Linked DNA regions of Mus musculus: regions 1, 2 and 4 are each linked to region 3. Evidence: chromatin loops called from intact Hi-C (ENCODE). Cell type or tissue: left cerebral cortex. All regions are shown on one strand. Region 1 has its middle 11 kb from the start of Gm31781. Region 2 overlaps Sdk2 (sidekick cell adhesion molecule 2). Region 3 overlaps Sdk2 (sidekick cell adhesion molecule 2). Region 4 has its middle 1.8 kb from the start of Sdk2.

The links. Peaks named below come from ENCODE experiments on the same cell type or tissue, not always from the same donor. Only the 100,000 strongest peaks of a DNase experiment are listed, where the experiment ranks them.
Region 1: a loop joins it to region 3, with 4 times the contacts of the local background. A loop is called at or near these places in 2 of 42 quality-filtered maps.
Region 2: it touches region 3 in a loop (10-fold over the local background); 3 of 42 quality-filtered maps call a loop at or near these places.
Region 4: it touches region 3 in a loop (2.6-fold over the local background); 2 of 42 quality-filtered maps call a loop at or near these places.

The regions. Positions count from the first base shown.
Region 1 is chr11:114,635,579-114,638,078 of GRCm38, forward strand. No RefSeq gene overlaps it. Among named protein-coding and RNA genes, the nearest start is that of Gm31781, 11 kb to the left of the region's middle. In left cerebral cortex, a CTCF peak has its summit at 949 (motif pointing left); DNase peaks (open chromatin) are centred at 544, 942, 1,328 and 1,741; H3K4me3 peaks cover 471 bases.
Region 2 is chr11:113,946,329-113,948,828 of GRCm38, forward strand. All of the region lies in intron 1 of Sdk2 (sidekick cell adhesion molecule 2), which reads right to left. Among named protein-coding and RNA genes, the nearest start is that of Gm51929, 94 kb to the right of the region's middle. In left cerebral cortex, no CTCF peak of the experiment used is centred here; DNase peaks (open chromatin) are centred at 1,432 and 1,501.
Region 3 is chr11:113,881,698-113,884,197 of GRCm38, forward strand. The region is part of intron 5 of Sdk2 (sidekick cell adhesion molecule 2); the gene reads right to left. Among named protein-coding and RNA genes, the nearest start is that of Gm51930, 79 kb to the left of the region's middle. In left cerebral cortex, no CTCF peak of the experiment used is centred here; a DNase peak (open chromatin) is centred at 1,545.
Region 4 is chr11:114,067,535-114,070,034 of GRCm38, forward strand. No RefSeq gene overlaps it. Among named protein-coding and RNA genes, the nearest start is that of Sdk2, 1.8 kb to the left of the region's middle. In left cerebral cortex, a CTCF peak has its summit at 1,051; DNase peaks (open chromatin) are centred at 517 and 1,076.

The sequences.
Region 1 (2,500 bases), 750 kb after region 3:
CAAATATTTACTGAACAGTCTATTACATGCAAGAAACTATGTAAAATTCCTAGGGGGAGCCAGGGCCTGACCTAAATAAATCACAGTCTCTAATGACGGAACTTGAGACTCTGTGGGGAAGCAACCAGGGGAGGCAGCAGATAACCTCTCTTATCTCTGTGTAAAGCCTGAAGCTTGTGATCTCCGGCCACCGTACTGCAATAGGGGCCCGTAGCCGTCACCACCCTGAGTGGAGACATTTCTAGGACTGCCCTTGGGGGCTCAAGAGCCAATCCCTGCCTTACATTTGAAGATTCCTAACTCTTGCACTGAAGAGCCGGGAGGAAAGTAAGTGTTGGGGTGTGGGGTGGGGATTGGGCTCTGTTCCTCATCCTCTGATGAGTATACTGGGGGCCTCCATCATTCTTCTTACTCCAATGTCCCTCTTCTGCCTCCATCTCTACAACCTCCATTTGGTACATTTTCTGGGAGCCTCTGGAACACACAAAGCTCTACCAGGAGTGAAGCTTGGGGCACACGGAAGTGTTCCAGGGTGTCGATGTGGCCCATGCTGTGATGCTATGTGAGGTGGGTTCTCCCCAGCTTTTGGCTGTCTTTCTCCTCTCCCCTCCCTCCACATCTGACATTGTCTTTCCTTTCTCTCAGCCAGGAAGCAAAAAGGCTCCTAAAGCCTGATTGCCCAGCTCCACCCTCTCCTTGCTGACAATGTCACGTACACACACACACACACACACACACACACACACACAGTTGTCTGCAGTTGGACTGGATGGAGGTAATGTGGTTCTGAACTCCAGGGATCCTCAGACGACTCACTACATAAAATATACGGAAACTCTTAAATAGACAGTGGCATCCACACTCACCCCGCAGGCACTTACCACCAGTTAGAACTTCCCTTGCAAGAGGCCATCCCCAGCTCCGTCTGTTAAGAAACACTGACATCTAGTGGCTGAATGTGGGACCTGCAGCAACGACTTGCCTTCCAAGAATAGGGTCCGTGGCTGCAAGAGCTGACCCCTCCCATGCCTCAGGACTTTCTAAACAGCAAAGAAACCCCAGCCCCAGCCCCCACCTCATGCTTCTCTTTGATGTTTTCATCCCTCCCCCTTCTGAAAAGCCCCCAGGCTCCCCAAGTACTATGAGAGTCACGAACCCCTGTTAAAATGGTCACGTATGCCTGGTTCTTGCTAAATGTATCCCAGAAGCTTACCGTTGAAAAGAGAGATGTCATAAATGAAACAGGCCGTGGATAATCCACAAAGTGAGTCATTAGGTGCTGAGTTTAAGCCCATGTGCCAGAAGCCACGCAGCGCTTCCAGCTCAGCACCACCGAGGGGGCGGGGGGGGGGGGGGAAGCAGACAGTAAAGTGAGCAAGGCTGTTTTCCCCACCAGCTGCCAATCATCCATCTGACAGCCTTGCAGGCATGTGGACCACAGCTGCTTACTCAGCGCTCCAGGTGCCAGGCAAAGCACTGGGCAATCAACAGTGTACAGTGCGTGTGCGTGTGTGTGTGTGTGCGTGTGCGTGTGTGTGTGCGTGTGCGTGTGCGTGTGCGTGTGCGTGTGTGTGTGCGTGCGCGCGCGCACGCGCGTGTACGTGTGTGTGCGTGCTCGTGTGTATGTGTGTACGTGTGTGCCTGTGTATCTGTGTGCTGGGGAAGGCTGCACAAAAGGAAGGATGTGCACAGCGTGAGTCACTGGCAGACATAAGCAAGTGAACCATAAAATAATCTAAATTCATTTATTCAACAAATGCTTCCAAGCACCTGCTGTGTAAGCGTGAGGAGCTGCCTCCCTCGCTGCATTGGGCTTCCTTCCACCCTCCCGCCCAGCATCTCCGGAGCAAAGTCCACCTCTTGAGCCTCCTTGCCTCCAACTGACCTACATTACCTCAATATTGTCTTTTCTCTACACAGCCCTACAACCCTGGGACCCAGCACACAGGAGGGGCCTGGTGTGTGCTTATTGGAGACATTAATCTAGTACAGTACCTACCCAGAGTGGAAACTCTTCGAAGAATGTTCCCCATGGCTGGACACCCCAGCCCTCCTCATACACGCCCACTGATGGGCGCTCATCATTCCCTAGATGGTTAGCCAGACCTGGCCTCTGAGGCAAGAAACACAAGCACACGTTGGATTTCCCTTCATGGCTCTTCAGGTTCCCCGCCCCCTCCCATCCTTCTGCTCCTATCTGCCCACTGCAATGACCACAGATGACCTCTTCCTACACCCCAACTACCAGCTTGCTTTCTTGTTAATTTTGGTTTTGGTTTCGTTCGGTTTCAAGTCAAGGTCTCTCACCATATAGCCTTGGCTGTCCTGGAACTCACTATGTAAACTAGGCTGGCCTTGAACTCACAGAGATCTCCCTGCCTCTGTGCTGGAATTAAAGGCATGCACCACTACATCCAGCCCCAGTTTCTTTCTTGAGGCAGTAGGGGAGGTGGCCACAGACCCTACAGCGAGACCCTACAGCAAGATCCCTCAAGGCTCT
Region 2 (2,500 bases), 65 kb after region 3:
ATTCCCGGCCCCGAGTGATTAAATCCCTTCCTTGGATGTGGGCTGACTCAGAGCCAGCATTAAGAGGAGGAGGAGGAGGAGGAGGAGGAGGAGGAGGAGGGGGAGGAGGAGGAGGGGGGAGGAGGAGGAAGAGGAGGAGGAGGAGGAGAGTGTGTTTGTACACACATTTGAGCACGCATGCTCTCTGCACCTAGACATCTAGCATCTGTGGGCTCCCTCACGAGCCACTTGCTCCAGGACTGAATTTACCAGCTCACTGCCCAGACCCCAGGAATGAACAACCTGGGCCAATGCCTTGCGCTCAGGTGGTTTGATTTCAGTGTCTGCTGGAGATAATGGCCTTGGGGGATGAAGGGGAAAAGATACTGTGCTTGCACACCTGCTGGGTACCAGGCCAGGTCTTGGTCCTCCCCATCCGTCCTCTCATGTTATCCTTCTGAGGTGACACAGAGGGACTGAGGCCCAGGCCACTGCTCTGAGGCCACCCTTGCTCTAGCTCTAGTGTTCCTTGTCCTCTGGATATGGGGATCCTGGGAGGGAAACCCCACCCAAAGGAAACACTGGGAAGTGCACCAGAAAGTAGGAGCTGGCTGGGAGCTGGGATGCGTTCCACCGGAGGACTGATGGCTGTGGGGGGTTAGTTGTGTTTGTGTGTGCAGATGTATGTACATGTGTGTAAACCAGTATGTGTATGTCTTTGTGTGTATCTGACATGTCTGGGCACATCTGTCTCCTCCATGTGTATCTGTACATGGACAACTATCTCAGGTCTGTGCTGTGAGTTCCCAGGAACGTAGAGACCATAGACTGTGGAGATTGTTTATCTTCTACACACCACTTTCTTTAGCTGTAAGCTGGGGGCATGTTTACCGTGAAGAGTAAATAAATGAGTGCAGGATGCTAATTAAATAAACAGATAAGCACACGCTTAGGAAGGGACAACCATTGCTTCTGTATATGGATGGGCACATCGTGTTGGAGAGAGACGCACACACTCTGTTAGCTGAGGCTGGTAGGTCTTCTCTGGTTTTGCTTTCAGATGAGGCGATACTCAGCCTGTGGGACTGTATGTCCACCACAGCCCCTCGAGTCAGTGAGAAGGGTAACCGTGCCCAGAGAGTTCTGGGTAAATAGAATCAACAGTATGAGCATGTCACTCTTCCAAATCTTTCCTCACTTTGAACCCTCTCCAGTTTTTATTAAAATATTTAAATTGACGATTACGAAGATGATCATATGCGTATGTGGGCGGGTGCTCCTGTGTCACAAGCATCGCGCCGTGGAGATGAGAGAAAGTCAGTTCTCTTCTTCCGCCGTGGGCTCAGGGATCAAACATCTCCCATCAGCCTCTCGAGACAAGAACTTTTACTCACTGATTTCACTTGGCCATCCGTCGGCTCCCTTTTTACAAAACGAGACAGACCGATTCTAAAGTGTATATAAAAACAGCCACAAAAACTAACAACTGGTCCTAGAGACAGGGCTCAACAGTTACGAAAGAGCACGTGCTGACTTTGCAGAGGACCCAAGTCTGGTTCTTGGCATTCATGTTAGCCAGTTCATAACTGTCTCTAACTCCGGCTCCAGGGGACCTGTGATGATCTGTATATGCTTGGCCCAGGGGATGGCACTATTTGGAGGTGTGGCCTTGTTGGAGTAGGTGTGTCACTGTGGGTGTGGGCTTTAAGATCCTACTCCTAGCTGCCTGGAGGTTAGTACTTTGCTATCAGCCTTCTGATGAAGATGTAGAACTCTCAGCCCCTCCTGTACCATGCCTGCCTGGATGCTGCCATGTTCCTGCCTTGATGATAAGGGACCGAACCTCTGAACCTGTAACTCGGCCCCAATTAAATGTTGTCCTTATAAGAGTTGCCTTGGTTATGGTATCTGTTCACAGCAGTAAAACCCTAACTAACACAGGACCTGATGCTTCTGGTCCTTGGGGTACCTGAGTTCACACACACACACACACACACACACACACACACCACTTAAAAAATAACATATTTTTTTAAAAATCTAAAACCAAGCCAAAACACAAAAGTCTGGACAATGGGAGAAAGACTACCCTAGCTATTAAAGTGTAAGCAGAACTGCACCCACTCAAACAGTGTGGTCTTTATGCTAAGTTTGATGAAAGGGTGGTCTCAGATTCTAGAAATAAACCCAAATACATAATAAGGACTTTCAACGTATGAGGAGTGCTGAATTCCAAATCAAGGCAGAGGTGAGGGGTGGGGAGGAGCAATTATTTAGCATACGGCTTTGGAACAGCCAGAGAGCCATGTGGGAATAAAATATAAAATTGAATATCCTTCCTCACACTTTACCTCAAAATAAATGCTGGAGAGATTGATGTTTTAAACATGAAAATGAAATTCTAAAAGAACTAGGCAGGGGGTGGGGTGGGGGAATGGATGAAATCACAAAAATTTAAAAATACACAATGCTGGTGGATTTAAGTTCCTGCCAAGTACTTTCTAAGTACCACGAGAGCTCC
Region 3 (2,500 bases):
GGTAGGCAAGACCTGGCACATGGGAGGGGCTGTTGTGTTGAGGTTTATTAGGCTCTCACAACCATGGCTAGGAAGGCAAATCAACAAGGTGGCTCTTGAGTGTACGGACCATGATGCTCCCTGTAGTACTAGGATGCTGTGGTGAGCAAAACATCAACAGTCAAGCTGTGACCCCCTAGGCAAGCCTAGACAGGGAGGGCTTCTTTCTGAGAACTGCTAGTTAGAAACAGGGCACAGACAGAGCTTTCCACATGGAAGCCAAGTTGGAACGAGCATTCTAAAACTACTTCTGTCAGATGAACATCAAGGGACAGTCCCCTCTGGGTTCCTCCTCCTAGCATGGCTTCAGACACTGTCATATAGTGGAGCGAGTGACTCACTAGGCCCCAGGAGCTGCAACTGAGCATCAAAGGGCCATTAGCTCTTTCCTGAAAAGTTCCGATGGAGGGACATCTGCTCATCCCCAGCCCAGGGATACCAGTTCTCCAGCCTGGGGGTATCCAGACCCCAAGGTCCAGACCACCCACCATGGCCCTCAAGCCACGCGCGTATGCCCACCAAGCTCCTGAAATGTGGCTTGTATCCATTTGACTTAATGAGATTTAATTTTAGCTAATTTACATTTAATTAAAAACGGATTCCCCAATCTAGTTATTAGACCACTTTTGAGTAGAAGTGGAACGACTTGGACGTAAGACTCTATACCTTTATGGCTGTAAATCTGATGAAATCTAAATACGGATCACGTATTTTAGATGAAGATTTAGCATTCAAATTGAGATGCGCTTCAAGTGTAAGACACGCAGAGATTTCAGACTTAGCACGCAGCAAAAAAAAAAAAAATCTGATGTAAAATATCCTGCTAATATATTCTATATTGATGGCATGCTAAAAGGATATTTTGGATACTTCGGGTTAAATAGAACACATTAATAAAATGAATTCTGCTTATTCCTTTTTTACCTCGTGAAGAATGAGGTAAGCTTCAACGTGGTGGTGCATGCCTGCAGTCCCAGCTCTTGAAAGGTGGAGGGAGGTGGGTAGGGAGTTCAAAGTTATCCCCAGCTACACAGGAAATTCAAGGGCTATGCGAGATTCCGTCTCAAAAAACCCAAAAAACCAAACCAGAAAAACAAAGACACATCCAAATGAATAAAACACCTAAATAATATAAATGAATACAAATGGGACCATTGGAAAATTTTAAGATGGTATGTGGGGCTCATGTTAATTCTGTATTATGTTTCCATGTAATAGTACAGGTCTGATCCCTCTGTGTGTGTGTGTGTGTGTGTGTGTGTGTGTGCGTCCATTAGACAGATGTGGACTTTCAGGGTTTTGATGCTAGGTACAATTTTGGGGTTGCCAGCTTGGTTCTTTCCTTCTCCGTTTCCAATGAGCAGGACTCCCCCAAGGGATGCTGAGAAGCTGCTGAGGTGGAGGGAGGGGGGAGTCTGGTGGGGAAAGGAGGGAGGGGAAGGAGGAGGAGGGTGTGGCTTCAAGCCATGTAGCAGGGAAACTGAGCTGCTGGTGGGCGAAGTGGCACTTGCTCTCACAAACTGGCTGGCAGGCGGGCTGGTGGTGGTGGGGCATGTCAGCGCAGTGGATCGTGGGAGGGAGATTAACTAAAAATCAGCTGCTGAGGGCGTAGGCACGGAGGAGACTGGCAGCTGGGTGGGTCTGGGTAAAGGTAGATGGGGGAGAGAGAGGGGCTCGGGTGGCCTCACTTGGGCTGGCTGGAAGGCTGGGGTGGCTTGAAGTTGAATAGGAAGTGACATCATGGGCTGCCTCGATTCCTAAGAGGAGGAGCTGCAGGCTGGAGGCCGAACACAGAGGAGGGCTCCCTGACCATGGATCTGGGGTAAACTGAGGCACTCAAGAAGATTCTCTCAATATAACTTGGACAACTCACTCTGTGAGTTTGTCTGCCATCTGCCAGTGTGTGTGTGTGTGTGTGTATGTGTATGTGTGTCTGTCCCTCTTTTCCTCTTTGTCTCTCTCTGGGATAGGATCTCATTATGTAGACAAGGACAGCCTGGTCTACATAGTGAGAGGTCCTCTTGCCTCTGCCTTCAGAGTCTCCAGTATGTCAGGCTACCTTCACACTTGCTACCTAGCCAAGGATGACCTTAAACTTCCGATCCTCCTGCCTCTGCCTCCTAAGTGCTGGGATGACATGCTTTTTGCCACTACATCCAGTTTTACGTGGTGCTGGGGATAGAAACCAGGACTTGTGTGTGATAGGCATTTAACCAACTGAGCTACACACCAAGTTTGACACTAACTCTTAAAAAAGATATCTGGGTCCCAAGAGACTCTGAGTAGTCTCATCGCCGAGAAATCACCCCGCTGGCTAACAAAATTCCTCACTCCTGTATATGCAGCCCTGGCTTAGATCAACGTCAGAGGTGACATCCGTGATATTCACTGGTTGGTATCCAGAGTGGATTCTCTTCCCTAGCTTCAGATTTCTTCCCAAGAAGATGGGACGCCAGCTTGG
Region 4 (2,500 bases), 190 kb after region 3:
GAAGGCTGAGAAAGTGAAGTTGGTGCCAAACTCGTGCGTTCTTTGTTTCTTCTTCTTCTTCTGAGCTCCCCCTTTAAAGGCACATTAGCAGCAGAGACACAAAGGAGAGAGCCAGAGGGGTCCTCCCTCGTGGCCCAGGGAAGGGAGCAGAATGTACCTTCTAGTGTGGGAAGGCCAGGAGCTGGAAGACCCCTTTAACAGTTGTACTTACAGGCAACAGACGCCTCTACCTCCGTGGGCTCTTTTCTCTATTAAAAATATTAAAAGTAATATTTTGCGGCTGTGTTGGCGTAAAAACAAATATATTACTACATATTAAAACATTTTCTTTCATTTAAAAGTTCATTTAATTTTTCCCCTGATTTTAAAAGAAATTAAAACAGTTCCGTGGGTTTCCTAAAAGACGGTGTAGTCCCTGGCACTGAGCCTGCTGGGAAAAAAAATCAGTCTTGCAAGGTTGGTATTTCGGCTGGAAAAGGAAGGGTTGAGGCCCGTCACCTTTGCCAGCTTTTCTCTTCATGCCTCCAGGGCCCAGGTCTTCGGAGACACACCCCTGTGGTCTTCCAGTTCTGGTCATTGCCCTTCAGGCATCTCACTGACTTCGAGAGCTCTGCCTCATCTTCTCCAGTCCCCAAGCCTCTTCTCATCGCTATGGACGCAGGCACTGAACACCTCTCATCGCTCTACTGTTCTCTCCTCACCTGCCTTGGAAGAACAGCTTTGAGCATTTAGTGGAAATAGACGAAAAACCTAGCCTGCCTGTCTTCAGCTTTACATTCGTCCACTTCAAACCCTGCTTTTGTCTTTCTCCCTGGCAGTCTGAACCTAGTCCGGGCCTAGGGCTTGTTATCCGACTGAGTTTTTGACTGAGGAGTGGCTTTGGGGATAAGCAGCCTAGATCTCTCCCCCTTAGGTGGCCACGCCCCTCCCATCTCTGAGAAACCCAGATTCTGCCTCTCTACCCCCAAGCCCCAGACTCTGAACTACACGCTTGAGAGCTCAGGCCCTGCCCATCCCATCAGAAACAGCTGTTCTTTAGGGTGTTGTTACAGGGCTTGCTCACAGAGGGGGCCTGAGAGTCAGTTTTGCAGCAATTGCTTCTTAGCCAGCAATCGGAGCAGAGACACTGTCTGTGCCCTTGGGCTGGAGTTCGTGTGGGTACCAACGTCTGAAACCTTGGTGGATTTCTCCATTTGGGTCCAGTGCCCAGACTTGTAACTGCAAGAGTCTGAGCTAGCTGCTGCTCAGGTTCCAAATAGCATTTGTGCTCATCCTAAGAGCAGACCTTCTGAACAGGCAAGTGTGTCCTTACAAATCTAGACGCTTTATCCCCGGGATAGGATGAAGAAAGGGAGGGTGCTCTCCTGTCTTTGTGGGCTGTCTTCCATGCTCATGTGGTTAAGGGGAGTCCTTATCCCCGAAGCTCTCATCCAGCCTGCCTCCATCCATCTGGAAAAGAGAGAGCATGGCGGGTAGGGCGGGGAATCAGCCTATGCAACCACAGAAAGGTAGTTTTCTTTTTATCCCTCTGAGAGGAACTTGTTTCTGGAAAAGCCACTTGCAGACACCATTCCCCTGTTTTTGGTGCCCCTAGAATAGTTAGAAGGTCACAGGAGGGCTAGGAAGCGAGCTCAGTGGATAAATCATTGGAGCTCCTGAGTCTTATACGCTCCCTGAGAACCCGCCTCACAGAAAGCCAGACTGGTGGTGCTCATGTGAAATCCCTGTGCTAGGGAGGCAAAGACAGGTGGATTCCTGGTGGTGTCTGACCTGCCAGTCTAACCAACTTGGTCAATGAGAGAGCTTTTCTTAAAAAGCAAGGTGGACAGCACCTGCGGGTAGACAGCTGAGGTTGCCCTGTGGCCGTCACTCAAATGTAAACACACGTGAACCTTCACATTAGAAACACACACACACACACACACACACACATACATACACACACACACACACACACACAGAGAGAGATATGCAGAAGGTGAAGCTACTGTGGGTACCCCACCAGGAGGGTCTGTGTGCCTTTTTCAGGCTCTGCACCCCACTCTGCTCCCAATGCCACCCCCACCCTTTCGCTTGGACTTACAGATACAGGATACAGCTCTCCTGCAATGCTCTGGGGACAGGCTGGGTCTCCTCCTTTATTTAGATCCCATCTCCCTCCACCATTAGGATTAGTCCTTAGGCAAGACTTTTCTCCCTGTGTTTGCCTCTGAACCTAGACCGATGCAGACAGCAGCAGCAGAATTCACTTCAAAAGAGAAGGAAGTCCTGGCTGCTCCAGAACACCCCCCCCCCCAGCAGGTAAGTGGGTAAAATGGTACCTCTCCTAAGAAAACGCCCACGGCACACAAGGACCACCTCTCCATGGTTAGCGAATGGGTGTTATTTGCCGGGGAAACTTTATCACAGAGGGGACGCATCACTACTGTGTCCAGGAGGAAGACAATGGCTGGAGTAGGTAATGGGGGGCCTGTTTGCTATCACAGAAGATTACCCCCTT